Linked DNA regions of Homo sapiens: all the other regions are linked to region 2. Evidence: chromatin contacts called from ENCODE Hi-C or POLR2A ChIA-PET data. All regions are on one chromosome and are shown on one strand. The core of a region is the stretch at or near the end of the contact, and the rest is flanking DNA. Distances in the headings are between cores, read along the strand shown. Region 1 holds the start of METTL15 (methyltransferase 15, mitochondrial 12S rRNA N4-cytidine). Region 2 holds the start of DCDC1 (doublecortin domain containing 1). Region 3 holds the start of TRIM44 (tripartite motif containing 44).

What was found. Hi-C counts contacts between places; a loop is a spot of excess contacts on that map. ChIA-PET counts read pairs that join two places held with the same protein, here RNA polymerase II (POLR2A). Pooled maps may share reads with other maps.
Region 1: a map of CD8-positive, alpha-beta T cell shows a loop between it and region 2 (14-fold over the local background). The contact joins the promoter of METTL15 here to the promoter of DCDC1 in region 2. A Hi-C loop is called at or near these places in 3 of 168 maps with a recorded cell type or tissue (CD8-positive, alpha-beta T cell and naive thymus-derived CD4-positive, alpha-beta T cell) and 11 of 50 pooled maps. POLR2A ChIA-PET finds 5 or more read pairs at or near these places in 2 of 52 experiments (activated B cell and activated CD4-positive, alpha-beta T cell).
Region 3: a loop to region 2 is called in a map of CD4-positive, alpha-beta T cell, with 8 times the contacts of the local background. The contact joins the promoter of TRIM44 here to the promoter of DCDC1 in region 2. A Hi-C loop is called at or near these places in 3 of 168 maps with a recorded cell type or tissue (B cell, CD4-positive, alpha-beta T cell and naive thymus-derived CD4-positive, alpha-beta T cell) and 5 of 50 pooled maps.

The regions. Positions count from the first base shown.
Region 1 is chr11:28,105,797-28,110,476 of GRCh38, forward strand. It overlaps METTL15 (methyltransferase 15, mitochondrial 12S rRNA N4-cytidine), which reads left to right and starts at 2,592. Exons shown (of 7, transcript NM_001113528.2): 1 at 2,592-2,656; 2 at 4,370-4,605. It overlaps KIF18A (kinesin family member 18A), which reads right to left and starts at 2,360. Exons shown (of 17, transcript NM_031217.4): 1 at 2,268-2,360. RefSeq lists enhancers at 1,573-2,097, 1,638-1,897, 2,098-2,621, 2,808-2,887, 4,133-4,633 and 1 more.
Region 2 is chr11:31,366,729-31,370,988 of GRCh38, forward strand. It overlaps DCDC1 (doublecortin domain containing 1), which reads right to left and starts at 3,011. Exons shown (of 39, transcript NM_001387274.1): 1 at 2,969-3,011. It overlaps DNAJC24 (DnaJ heat shock protein family (Hsp40) member C24), which reads left to right and starts at 3,132. Exons shown (of 5, transcript NM_181706.5): 1 at 3,132-3,184; 2 at 3,988-4,131. The coding sequence starts at 4,021. RefSeq lists an enhancer at 2,945-3,424.
Region 3 is chr11:35,660,729-35,664,977 of GRCh38, forward strand. TRIM44 (tripartite motif containing 44) reads left to right here and starts at 2,047. Exons shown (of 5, transcript NM_017583.6): 1 at 2,047-3,052. The coding sequence starts at 2,384. RefSeq lists enhancers at 1,704-2,023, 2,235-2,735 and a silencer at 2,064-2,443.

The DNA of each region.
Region 1 (4,680 bases), core at 1,342-3,841, 3.3 Mb before region 2:
GTGATAATTATTAATAATGAACAACAATGCTTTTCATTTGAGTATGTACACTCTGTCTCATGCATTATAGTAAACACTTGACATTCGTCATTGCATTCAATCCTTATAATAATCACGTAAGGTAGGTTGTAGTAGTATTTCCATTTTACAAAAACAAAGACTTAGCCTTAGGATAAGTAACTTTTCCAAGATGACGTAACAAGTGGGCAACCAAATGTCAAATATAAGTCAATTCAGTCAAAGATTCACCCCTAATTTTATGAAAGTACTATAATAAATTTAATTCATTGATTGTATTCACTGATACGTTCATCAAAAGCATTCAGATCATGTGATGCATCACATGGCATTCACCTGCTCTAAAGTCTCCAATGACTTCTCACCAGAAGAATAAAACACAAACTCCTTAACGGGTACAAATCTAAAGTCCATGTTATTAACAGCTAGGTTCTACTGGAATCAGAAGAGAATGCTTCCAAACAATGATACAGAAGTAGAGTGACAGTTATGATATATTAAATACAAACTCAAACCTGAATTAGATTCAGATTCAACAAACACTGTATAGGACTGAAAACGATACTCAACACTATCATCTACAGTCCATCTTAAAGCTCTTTTTGGAATATCAGTCTTGGGGGCACTACTCCCACCAACTTACAACCATCAGGGAAGAATAAAAGGTTCAACTGGAGGGAAGGCCGGCACTGACAGCTGAGCTATTTTTTTTCCTCTTAGTTTTCACAGTTGTCAGCAAAAAAAAAAAAAAAAAAAAAATCATTTTTATCGTGTCTCTTAATTGATTTGGGGTATTTCTATGATGGGACAAGATGCACTTTCAATATAAAAATATTATGTATTTGTAAATACTTTTCAATAGTAGAAGAGGAAGGGCTGGGTGCCCTGCCTCACACCTGTAATTCCTGCACTTTAGGAGGCCGAGGCGGGCAGATGGCTTGAGGTCAGGAGTTCGAGACCAGCCTGGCCAACACAGTGAATCCCCGTCTCTACCAAAGATACAAAAATTAGCCGAGTGTGGTGGCAAACGCCTGTAATCCCAGCTACTCGGGAGGCTGAGGCACGAGAATTGCTTGAACCTGGGAGGTGGAGGTTGCAGTGAGCAGCGATCACGTCACTGCACTCCAGCTTGGACCACAGAGCGAGACTCTGTCTCAAATAAATGAATAAATAATAGAAAAGGAGATTAATTACTACTATTAAAGGCAGATAATCTTTTAAGTTTTTTTCTTTGTGATTGTGCTTTGTAGATAATCTTTGTTTATTGAAATAGTTCTTACAAACTATGAACTTAATAAGAAGCACTATCTAGTCATTGGATATCACATTCTCTAGCATCAAAGTTTATAAAAACCTTACAAAAACGAAACAGGAGGCTAGACGTGGTGGAATGACACTAAAAATTAAAATCTGTAGAGTGCCTAAATTTCTACCTAATTATCCATAATCTAAACTATATATTATACCACAAAATCAGTTCATTCTGGTCAAATACTCTCTTCTCATATAATAAACAGCAGTCAGTCTTGGCTTCTCTGTAACTGAGTGACTAATGAGCTCCTAAAAAAAAAAAAAAGTCCTGCGGAAACCAAGAACAGACTATAGGACTGATTCTAAATGTTTACAGTTTAATTTCATCTGCAGAGCATTTGCCAAACAGTATCTCTTCCGTACCTCATCTGATCCTCGGCAATCCCGTTAGGCAGTCAGAGCGGCTTTTATCTCGATGCTACCTACAACTGGGGCTCAGGAGGGGTTCCCGATTGACCAGTGCAAGACTAACAGTTAAAGCTCTTCAGACAAAAATTTTATGCAGTGATGAACAAAAGCTCCTCGTTTGATAGGTAAGCCCCTGGGTACGCTTATATGTGAGTCTGAAACAAAACACTCCCAATTTGGAGTCCGGAAAAAAGCTGACACTACAAGGTGCTGGGCAGTTAAAGTTCTCTGCCAGTCTGGGAAAGGGGCCAAGATGCCCTTTAAAACTTAAGACTTCCTCTCAGGACTTAAGGAGATCCCTGCCCTTCCAGCTGAGCAGTCGAGGATTACGGTCAAGCAGAGCTGTGCTCTTAGCAGGTTCTCGAATCCCTTTTTCCTTTCACTTTCTCCCCAGGTACCCTGATCCCCCACCCCTCAACGCTTCTGTGTTTGTCAAGAAGCCCACCTGGTCTTCTAGACCTGAAGCGGCAGGACCCTCCGTTCCCAATAATACAAGTCACCAAAAGGAGCGTCCCAGAGTCCAGTTTTACCTTCATGTGCCTCTCACTCACTTCAGGCCCAGGCCAGGTTACCGCAACCACTTCACTTTAATGTCCGCCTCCCAGCGCTTCAGACTCAACCACAATATTCAAACCCAAGCCACTTTCCTCAGCGCTTCGTTTCATTGGCTGCCGCTCGCGTGATGTCATCACGTCGGACGCTGTCACGGCTCGCGGCAGCTTGGCGCCAAGAAGCTCAGCCTGGCTGCGCAGGGGAAGCTCTTTGCTTGCTCGTCACCGTGGCAACGCGCGCGGCCGTTTCCGGAGGCGGTGGCCAAAGTGGGCGGGGCTAGGCCGGAGCTGCTGGTGGGAGGCAGCCACTTGAGATCACCAGGCCTCCTGTAGACCGGCGGGTGCAGGGCCCGGTCCCAGAGTTAAGGGTGTGAGTGAGACTGCTGCGGGCAGGGGTTGGCCTATGCCCTCTGCTAGGGGGAGAGGTGGAGTTTGGGTGTGGATTAATGGGTTCTGGGTGTTTATTTTCTTTTCTCTGAGTAGTGAGGCCTCCAAGAAGTTGTAGGGACCTGTTTCTTCCAGACACATTAATATGGGCCAAAATGTGGGGTCTCTTCACCTGAATTAATTGGAGATCTTTTGGGTTGAGGCCTCAGGCTTCATTTCTCAGGACTTCCAGGCCTACTCCCATTAGTACTGACCGTGAAACTATTTTCTGTTTGGTTACTTTTTACATTCTCTGTCTAATGATGGCATAACAAAATAAATTTAAAGATTTTGGCTTGGTTTATTATTAGGTGAAGTGATTTTTTTTAAGTCCCAGGTTATAGATATTATTTCAGCATAGACACTTTAAAAAGAGAGAAAATACCTGGAACAAATCGGAAATACGTTTGCTAAAATAACTTTATTTGGCAGGGTGTTTTTAATAACAGTATCTGAATTTCATTGTTCTATATATTACTGTTATTGTATCCATTTAGCAATTATTTAGATTTTAGACACAATAGTATGCAATGGAATCAAACTCTTCCCTCTTGGAGCTTATATTTTGTGGATTCAATATCACTTTATAAATAGGATGACTCATACCCATGCAGAGTATTATAAATGCAACAATATATGGAAACCTCTGTATTATGGACATTTATTTCCTGTTGAGGAAAATCGGGAGTATTGTGTACTGTATGTGATGCATGTTATATTATTGTTTCTGATCACTAGACAGAGGATCAATAAAGCTACTACTTATTTTTGGCTGTATTACGTGTATCTTAGCTAATGAAATGGTTATTTGTGTGCTGCTGGTCTTGGTAATAAAATCGAGATGTCTTTATTTCCAGTAAGAACTCATTGTATAGTACTTTACGTTTTGACTTCCCAGGTATTTTATTAGTCCCTTTACATATGGTCTCTCAGTTAATTCTCAAAACAGCCCATGAGACGTAGGTAATATTATTTTCATTTTTCTGAGAGAAAACTGAAGTTTTCAGAAAATTCCTAACACAAAATTTTGTCTTGAACTATACAGGCAAGGCAATTCAGAATTGAGTCATTTGTCTCTGAAATACTTTCTGGATTAAGTGACATTAAGAGAATATCTTAATCCAGTCTGAAAATATGCATATTTTGCCAGTTGCTTGTAAAATTGCATGGATCATTGGTGAAGAATAGAAGTGTTTTAAAGTTTGTCTTTTTTGACACCCACATTGTATAAGGTTTATCAGTGCCACAGATGTTTTCACACCTAATCCAAGTACTTTAGATTTCAAATTCAGTGTTACACTTGCCATTTAACAGTGTTCAGATGATGAGGTCCATATTTTAAAGGAATTGTACATTTGGTTAAAGCAGAGAGATTTTGACATTACAATCAATCCCACTACTGTGCCACCTTGCTCCTTGTAGTTTCTAAACATAGAGCTAATGAGACAGAAATTCCCACTTTTAGTTAAAAATTGGAGTATAACTGCTGTGTTATCAGAATACAAGTTTAATATACTTTCATTGTAAACCAAAGAGCAGAGATAAGGATAAATGAAAAGTTAGATTTAAAGTTGTTTCAGACCAAAAAATAAAAATGGAAAAAGTAAAAGTGAATTTAAACATGGCAATAGTGAGGTCTTATTTATTTCCCCCAGGAAAGTCGTTTGGAAACCCCAGGCCAACAGGACCCTTTGGCAGCTGAGGCTGGAAACAGCGGAACCAAAGGCAGACGGTCCTCAGTTGCTTGGGCGGACGTGGACCCAATCTGTCCGTCCTTACAAGTTTCCCCCAGGGGCAGGACCTAGACGCGCGGCGCATTCAGGTTCTCCTGGACCGTAGTGGTAGTCGCTGGCCCGAGTTAGAGGCCAGCTGAGAAGTCTTCGTGCTTCAGGTGAGGAGAAGGGGACCGAGTCCCGGGAACTCGTTTTGGAAACCACCAAACCTTTGGGGGTACTCCACAGGGGTC
Region 2 (4,260 bases), core at 1,761-4,260:
AGAAGGCTTTAATCAGATGCTGCAGCCAAGGAGATGGGACATCAGTGTCAAATTCACCTTCCTCACTGACTAAAATTAGGGGTTTATATAACAGGGAAGAAATGTTAACTACGTATGAGAAAACAGGAACTAAGGAAGGGTAAGGAAACAATAACGAAGAATGAGGGGTCTGGCATATCACTGTCTAGATGCAGTAATCTGGTGAGTTTCAGCTCTTTGATACTTGTTGAGAGGTCTGGGCATCCTTTCTTGAGGAAGGAACTGAGATAAAGATCAACAAAATGTGGCTGGGCGCAGTGGCGCATGCCTGTAATCTCAGCACTTTGGGAGGCTGAGGCAGGCAGATTGCTTGAGCTCAAGAGTTCCAGACCAGCCTGGCCAACATGGTGAAACTCCATCTCTACAAAAAAAAATACAAACATTAGCCAGGCATAGTGGCATGCACCTGTGGTCCCAACTACTTGGGAATCTGAGGTGGGCAGATGACTTGAGCCTGGGAGGTAGAGGCTGCAGTGAGCTGAGATCATGCCACTGCACTCCAGACTGGACACCAGGGCAAGACTCTGTCTCAAACAAGCAAACAAAAAGATAAAACAAATGCAAGTTTCAAGCTTTCAGAAAAGAAGTGTCCATTTCTATGTTTATTAATTTAAAAAACCCCAATAAACAAAACTAAACAAACAAACAAAACCCTGTCTATGGGACTGTTGGGTTGATTTCAGTACCATGAAAAGATCCAATTGTTTAAATGTTTAATGTATGGAGATAATAGGGGAGGTTGGAAAAGTAAGGATCATATTGAAGAGGTAACTTGAATGCTAGGTTAAGGAGTTAGGACTTTATTCTCTAGACCTGCCCTGCTGGATACAGTAGCCACTAGTCACATGTGGCTACTGAGCATTTGAAATGTGCTAGTTCAAATTGAGGTGTGTTCGGGCACAATACATACCAGCTTTTGAAGACTTAGTAGGAGAAAAGAATGTAAAGTATCGCCTTAATAATTTTTAGATTAATTAATTTTGTAGCTTGCACTTACGGCTTACATTATATTTCTATTGGAAAGTACTGCTCTATAAAATGAAAAATGAAGGAAGCTTAATGATCAGAAATTTATGTAAAAATTGTTTTAAGAAGTTTATTTTGGTATAAGCAGAGTGTAAGACAACTGTTCTCATTCAGTAAGCCAATGGCAAGTAAAGAAAAAAACAAGGTTCTAGTGAAGAAATGGGACTGCTATAATTTAAAAGATATTTAAGAGACAGAACAGCTAAATGGAAAGTGTACATTTTGTCTGATTCTGAGTCAAGCAAACCAACCAGAAAAAGACATTTTCAATTAACCGTGGAAATGTAAGTAAGGTCTAGATATTATGTGACAGTCCAATAATGACATTATGGAGATAAAAGAAAAAGTTGGTACATTTTAGGGATGCAAACTAAAGTATGTAGAGATGAAATGACAAAATATTTGGTATTGCTGGGGAAAAAAACTATTTCTTACTTTCCAAACCCCAATAAATAAATAAGGTAACACAATAACCTAATAAATAGTAAATCAAAATAAAATGCTTTTGCTGTAAAAAACAAAAAACCTGGAGTACCGGAGCATATCTACCTACACAAGGAAGAACCAAGCTGTGGACAGAAGGGAGTTTGAGGGCTAGAGATGTTCAAGGTGGCATCATTCTGACAGTACTGTTTAGAAAAGCATTCACCACACTACTTAATTCCATTGCTTTAGGTATTTTCATGAGGCCACACAAGAAAGTATGATGCAGCCAGGACTAAAACCAGATGCTCTTTGTATCTGCCTTTAAACATGACAAAACCCTGTGGAGAACCTAATCTATGCTTTCATCTTTAGATTTTTAAACTTGCTTGTTTCATTCAGTTATTCTTTATAGTTCATAACATCATTAAATAACTGATCATATTAGATTATTTTATTTATTCTGCTTAAGTTTATCTTGACTGCTTCTCAAACTCAGATTGGTAGAAGTTTAAAAAAGAAGGAAAGCAAAATCAAAGCAGTAACAACAAAACCATTTTAACATCTCCAAGTGAAATTTATGTCATGCTGGCCAAAAATAAGATGTAGTTTTCATCTCCAGGTACAATGCTAGGAAGAGGTGTTAATGTAAAGTAAGCAGCACAAAGAAGTAATAAAAGGAAACACAGGAATCAAGAAAGGGAGAAGAAAGAAAGGTGAGAAAAACACCACCACCACCACCACCACCACCACCAGCAACAATAACAAACCCCAACAGTGCCCATATGCAGTGCCCCCTAACTGCTTCGAAGAAGAACAGTTCATTCTGCTTTTTTCTGTAAGCTTGAAAGATAGCATAGCTGCCCTGGGAATGTGTAGACTTGCTGAGTCCTTGTTCTGCCCCTACCCAACTAGCTGTTTGGCCTTGATCCTTGATTTCTTTCCTCATCTATAAAGTGGGAATAATGGCACCTGCCTTACTTGTCTCACTGGGTTGAAATGAAAGCGAAGTGAAATAGCAAATGTGAAAGAATTTTGGAACGTTTTTATGTTGTAAGTTGGTTGCTAAGGTCTAAAAGAAATATTAATAATTACGTCGAATATCTTCTGCAGAAAAAATTAAACCGACCCCATCCCCCGCACATCTAGCCCTACCTGGCATAGGTTTTAGTTCTTTTAATTTTCGAATTAGAACATTGTAAAGGAACTGTAGGGACGAGAGTGGCATCAGGTCTCCTCATCCTTCTCACATCCTTGCCCCCGCACCCCTCTCTCACCCCAGAGTTCAAGCACCAACCGAAAAGATTGAGAGTAGCTCAGGGTACGGTAAACGGAGGAAGCTTTGAAAAAGGCGGGGAAAGCCTGGGATGGCGAGGGGGTGCTCGCTGAGGAGGAGGAGAGAAGCGACAGTCGCGGGGCCCGGAAAAGAGAGACTTAGAGCGAAGCCAAAGGCGCCTTTCTTCACAGTTTGGGAACTTACTGGTAGTAAACGCCACTCCATAGAAGCGGTGACCGGTTACCATAGAGACCGCGTCGGGGTGGGCGGAGCGTCGCTTCTGAGCTGTGCCACGGCCACATCAGCTCGGCCAGAAACGCGAACACGTCGGAACAGTGACTTCCGGCGGAAGAAGAAGCCGGTCCGGAGTTCTGGCCGACAGCAGGCGAGGAGTGGGTAGCAGCGCCTATGTGAAGTTAGGTAGGTCTGATGTCGTATAAAGCGCGGAGAGGGTGCCCGCCAATGGCTGGGTGGGTAAAGCCGACTGTGAATGGAGAAGATTCCCAAGTCCCGAGCTTGAGGAGGCCCCGGCTGTTTCGTTAAGTGTATATAGCTGTGGGAAGAGGTTGCCTGATTTCTGGGGCTCCTGGTAGGGTCTCTCTTCTGGAGCGTGGAAGACTGGGGCATCCTCGCGTAGAGAGTTTCACTCTGTCTTTGCGAGGTCTCAGCGCCTCTCCAATAACAGGGGACTCTTGTTCTCTACCAGCTGGTGCTGACGTTATTTCCCATATCATGCTCTCCAGACAATCTGGAGGAAAAGCAAACGAGAAACTTTCAGAAGGAATGCCCCCAAATTTATTTTAATTCTTTGATGTTCTGTTTTGCTTTTTTTTTATTCGTTCATTTTGTAAATATTCATTAAGCTCCTCCAGCGTGTTTAGTGGGTGCTTACTTGTGTGCCAGTTTTATCATAAGACTAGCAGAAATACCTTCTTAGAGGTTCATACACCACCTGGTTCATTATAAAATTCTTTTTTTTAATGCTGTTCATTAATTAAAGTATAAATATATATCGTGAAATACCTAACACGTTTTCCATACTTGTCGGTACACTTATACCTGGAATTCTTGGGGCATTTTAAATGAAAATCTGTGCTTCCTCAGGTTTGCATTATAATCATGATTTACTCGACTAAATACTAAAGAATTTACAAGGGCAGTACTTAATTTTTTCTTAGATACATGGCAAACTGTGATGAATTGTCATTAATATTTCTATTCAGCTAATCTGAGAAGGCCCACTTCTGGTTCCATGGATGATGGCGGTTGAGCAGATGCCAAAAAAGGATTGGTACAGCATCCTGGGAGCAGACCCATCTGCAAATATATCAGACCTAAAACAAAAATATCAAAAACTCATATTAATGGTAAGTCTTTTCTTTCAGATTTTAAATCATGAGGGGAAAAAAATCAATTTTTATATGAAACCACAAATTTAGGTTTCCAGAAAATAGGATACCAGTGGCAGGAATCCAGGTATTAATTTGATTTAATTG
Region 3 (4,249 bases), core at 797-3,296, 4.3 Mb after region 2:
TGTGGCTCACACCTATAATCCCAGCACTTTGGGAGCCTGAGGTGGGAGGATCACTTGAGTCCAGGAGTTCAAGACCAGTCTGGGCAACATAGTGAGACCCCGTCTCTACAAAAAATACCAAAACAAGTAGTGGGGCTTAGTGGCTCACGCCTGTGGTCCTAGCTACTTGGGAGGCACTTGGGAGGACTGCTTGAGCCCAAGAGGCTGAGGCTGCAGTGAACTGTGATTGAACCACTGCACTCCTGCCTGGGCAACAGAGAGAGACCCTGTCACCAAAAAAAAAAATAAATAAAAAAAATAAAAATTATTTTCATTGAATAAAAGACTTTCTAAATGTGAGAACGTTATGTTTGTAAAGGCTAAGTTGTTTCCTTTTAAGCCTGGGGGAGGACAGGAGTAGAAATAACCAAGCAAGGCACACTTCTCATTAGGTATATTAACGTTGATGTTTGAGTTGACATTTGTTGAATTTTTTTTTTCAGAATGGTGCTTCAATTCATGTTTCAAAAGCAGACACAGAAATAATTTCCAGAGAAATGAGCTGGGGGAAAACAGAAATGTGTATGGAATTGGAACAAAATAAACCTGATTTTTTTCAACATTGTATAGAATTGTTCTGAGGTTAAAAAGAAAGGTTTCTAAAAAATAAATATCTAACAAAAGCTGCACAAAGATTAGGCATACATTATCCATGGAGACATTAAAAACTATTAAAAAGGTTTTTTTACCCCACCTCATCCCCTGGTATGTTTGAGGAAAGCATCTGGAAATTCTAACTCAAAATCATCTAAGGGAATCAATGTAAAACAGACACCATTCCATCCCCTTTCATCCTTCTTAATACACCTCAGCCTCTCCCTTGACTAGATAAAAACGTAATTTTCCCTCTCCCAAATACAGTGCAAAACAAAAACTCTTCTGTGAATGGAGAGACATGGATATGGGGTAGAGGTGGAGACTTGCCTACATTACCAGCAGCCAGCCGAAAATGCCCTGTGTGTGTAAAATATGTTCCTTCAAAGGGGCATTGTGAGCACTAAATATAATTTGTGCCAAAAATAATAATGAAAGCTTAGTGAATACTCTACAGTGCAGGCATCGTTACATTTAATCCACAAAACTACCCCATGAGGTAGATATTTACCGTTCTTTTCACTTAACATCTTTTTTAAAAAGCGGAAAACAGAATGATGAATTAACTTGTCCATGGTCATAAAACTGATAGGTAGTGGCACCAGGATTTGGGGACCATCGGGCAGAGGATCTTCCAAAACCGGCTTTTAAAGAGCCACAAAAAGATGTAGCCGGGTTCTTGGCACTACAGTACTGCTTTATAAACAACAGTTCCCTTCTTTTCTCTTAGAGCCCAGTGGGAATCTAGAGGGACACCTTACATAAAGGAAAATGACTGCAACCTGGACCTGTCACTCGACAAATACTGCCTCTCCCCACCTCACTTCACCTGACGTCTCTGCCCAACCGAAGGCAGCTCTCAGAAAACCGCACAGAGGTTACCACCCCAGAAATTCTGAGATCCTAGGAGGTAGCAATGCAAATAGACAAAGCACAGTATTGCTTTGGATCGAAAATATTTGTTTGCTCATCCTAACTCCAATTCCCCTAGCCTAGAACAAACATAGCCCTTCCGCACTCAGGAAATCCCAAGAGGTCAGGTTCAGTCTGGTAAACAACACTGTCCGGGCACCTTGCAGAACACTGGGGACTGTGACGGGCGGCGACAAATTGGCACAAGAGAGACTGAAATGCACAGGGACACCAGCCTAGTGGCCGTGAAAACTCAAGTTGACACTTCCAGGGAGGGAATGGGGGAGGTGGAGCCCAATTCCTGCTTCTGGAGAGAGTAAGAGACTTCCTCCATCCTCCTTCTCCCTCCTCCTCCTCCAAGGCACGCTGAGATTTGGAGCGGAGGAGCTGAGCCCCGCGGGAAAAGCAGAAAAGGGTCATTGCCACTTTAAATGACTCAGGAAGTAAAAGGAGGCCTCCTGACGGGGAAAGGGAAAGTGGAACCGGGGCGGCGCGGGGGCCGGCGGCTGCCGCGATCTCTCCCTGGTAGCGGGAGGCTGAGCGGGCGGCGCGACGCGGGGGCCGACGGGGGCGCCGGGTGGCCGCGCCGGAAGTGCCTTGCGCGGCAGAGGAAGCGCAGGGACAGAGCGGAGCAGGCCGAGCCGGCGGAAAGGGTCTTTGCTGCTGCGCCCGGGCAGGGGCTGCCGCGGCCCCAGGTCCCGCTTCGAGACGCGGCGCGGTCCAGGCGGGAGGCGACTCCCTAGGAAGGGACCCGGGGCGGGAGGAGGAAGTGAGGCCGCGCGGAAGGAAGGCGGCGAGCCCCGGGGCCCCGAGGCCTTGGCCGCGTCACAGCACCCACATGGCCTCTGGAGTGGGCGCGGCCTTCGAGGAACTGCCTCACGACGGCACGTGTGACGAGTGCGAGCCCGACGAGGCTCCGGGGGCCGAGGAAGTGTGCCGAGAATGCGGCTTCTGCTACTGCCGCCGCCATGCCGAGGCGCACAGGCAGAAGTTCCTCAGTCACCATCTGGCCGAATACGTCCACGGCTCCCAGGCCTGGACCCCGCCAGCTGACGGAGAGGGGGCGGGGAAGGAAGAAGCGGAGGTCAAGGTGGAGCAGGAGAGGGAGATAGAAAGCGAGGCAGGGGAAGAGAGTGAGTCGGAGGAAGAGAGCGAGTCAGAGGAAGAGAGCGAGACAGAGGAAGAGAGTGAGGATGAGAGCGATGAGGAGAGTGAAGAAGACAGCGAGGAAGAAATGGAGGATGAGCAAGAAAGCGAGGCCGAAGAAGACAACCAAGAAGAAGGGGAATCCGAGGCGGAGGGAGAAACTGAGGCAGAAAGTGAATTTGACCCAGAAATAGAAATGGAAGCAGAGAGAGTGGCCAAGAGGAAGTGTCCGGACCATGGGCTTGATTTGAGTACCTATTGCCAGGAAGATAGGCAGCTCATCTGTGTCCTGTGTCCAGTCATTGGGGCTCACCAGGGCCACCAACTCTCCACCCTAGACGAAGCCTTTGAAGAATTAAGAGTAAGTATTGGGCCTTCAGAGCATAAACCTAGGGGTCAGGACACCTGGGTTTCAACTCAGGTGGCCTGGCTGTGACCACATTCGCTTTCACTGTGTCCCTAAGAAGCTAGTCTTTCCAACTTTTTGGGAGCAGTTCTTATTCACCGTTTTTGGTTGAACTCTTTTGAGAATCTGATGAAAGTTCTGGACTCTGACCTGAGAAAATACACACAAAATCTAGTATACAATTTCTAGAAAATTGCAAGTTTCTGGTCTGTGGATCCCAGGTAAAGCATTTCTTGGGAGTTTTGACCCCACTTAGGCCAATTTCCACAGCATCACTATTGTTGAAACTGGTGCTTTGTGCTAGGGCTCTTGATAAGGCAATCTTTTTGCCTACTTGAAAACATGGGAAATAGGATTTTGCCACATGAATCCAAGCAAGTGATACGTCTGCATTGAAAAGACTAACAAAATAGTTTTAATAGTAACTTCATATGTGCCCCGAGTTCATTTTAGATTCTTCGTGTTTGAAACTTAGTAGAAAAGGAGGGTAAGAAGATGGAGGCCAAATTGGGGTGGGAGTGGAAGTTCCCATGTCCTCTGTCTGGATCTTTGTCTGTCGTGGACCTTACTGGTCCCCCAGAACAGTGGACACTTCGGAAATATTTGTTGAATGAATGAATTTGCAGACGATGCACCTTTTATTCATATTGTGGATGTTTACTATCATTGAGAGAAACTGCTGGTGTTAATCGGGGAGGGAGGGGGAAATTTTGAGTGGAGTGATCAGTTCATTAAGTAATCTGTATTAGTGAACATTGTCATATTATGATGACTTTTGCTTCCCTGAATAGGGAATAGCTGGCATTGGGATAACAAATACCTTGAGAGTGAAGATCCTCTGTATTAGGTTTTCCCTTTTTTAGTGCCTATTTATAATTGTAAAATGCACATTCAGAAAGTGTGTAAAAACTTACAGTCTAACAAATAATTATAAAACAAGTACTGAGGTAGTCTCCATCCAGATTAAGAAATAGAACATTACTAGCAATATTGAAGCCTTTTCCCCATACCTTTTCCAATTATAACCATCTCTCTTCTGCATAAGTAAGCATAATCTTGACTTCTGTGATCATTTCCTTGCTTACCTTTATGCTTTTACTCCATGTGTATGCATTCCTAAACTTATTTGAACTTGACACTATGGGTGTCATA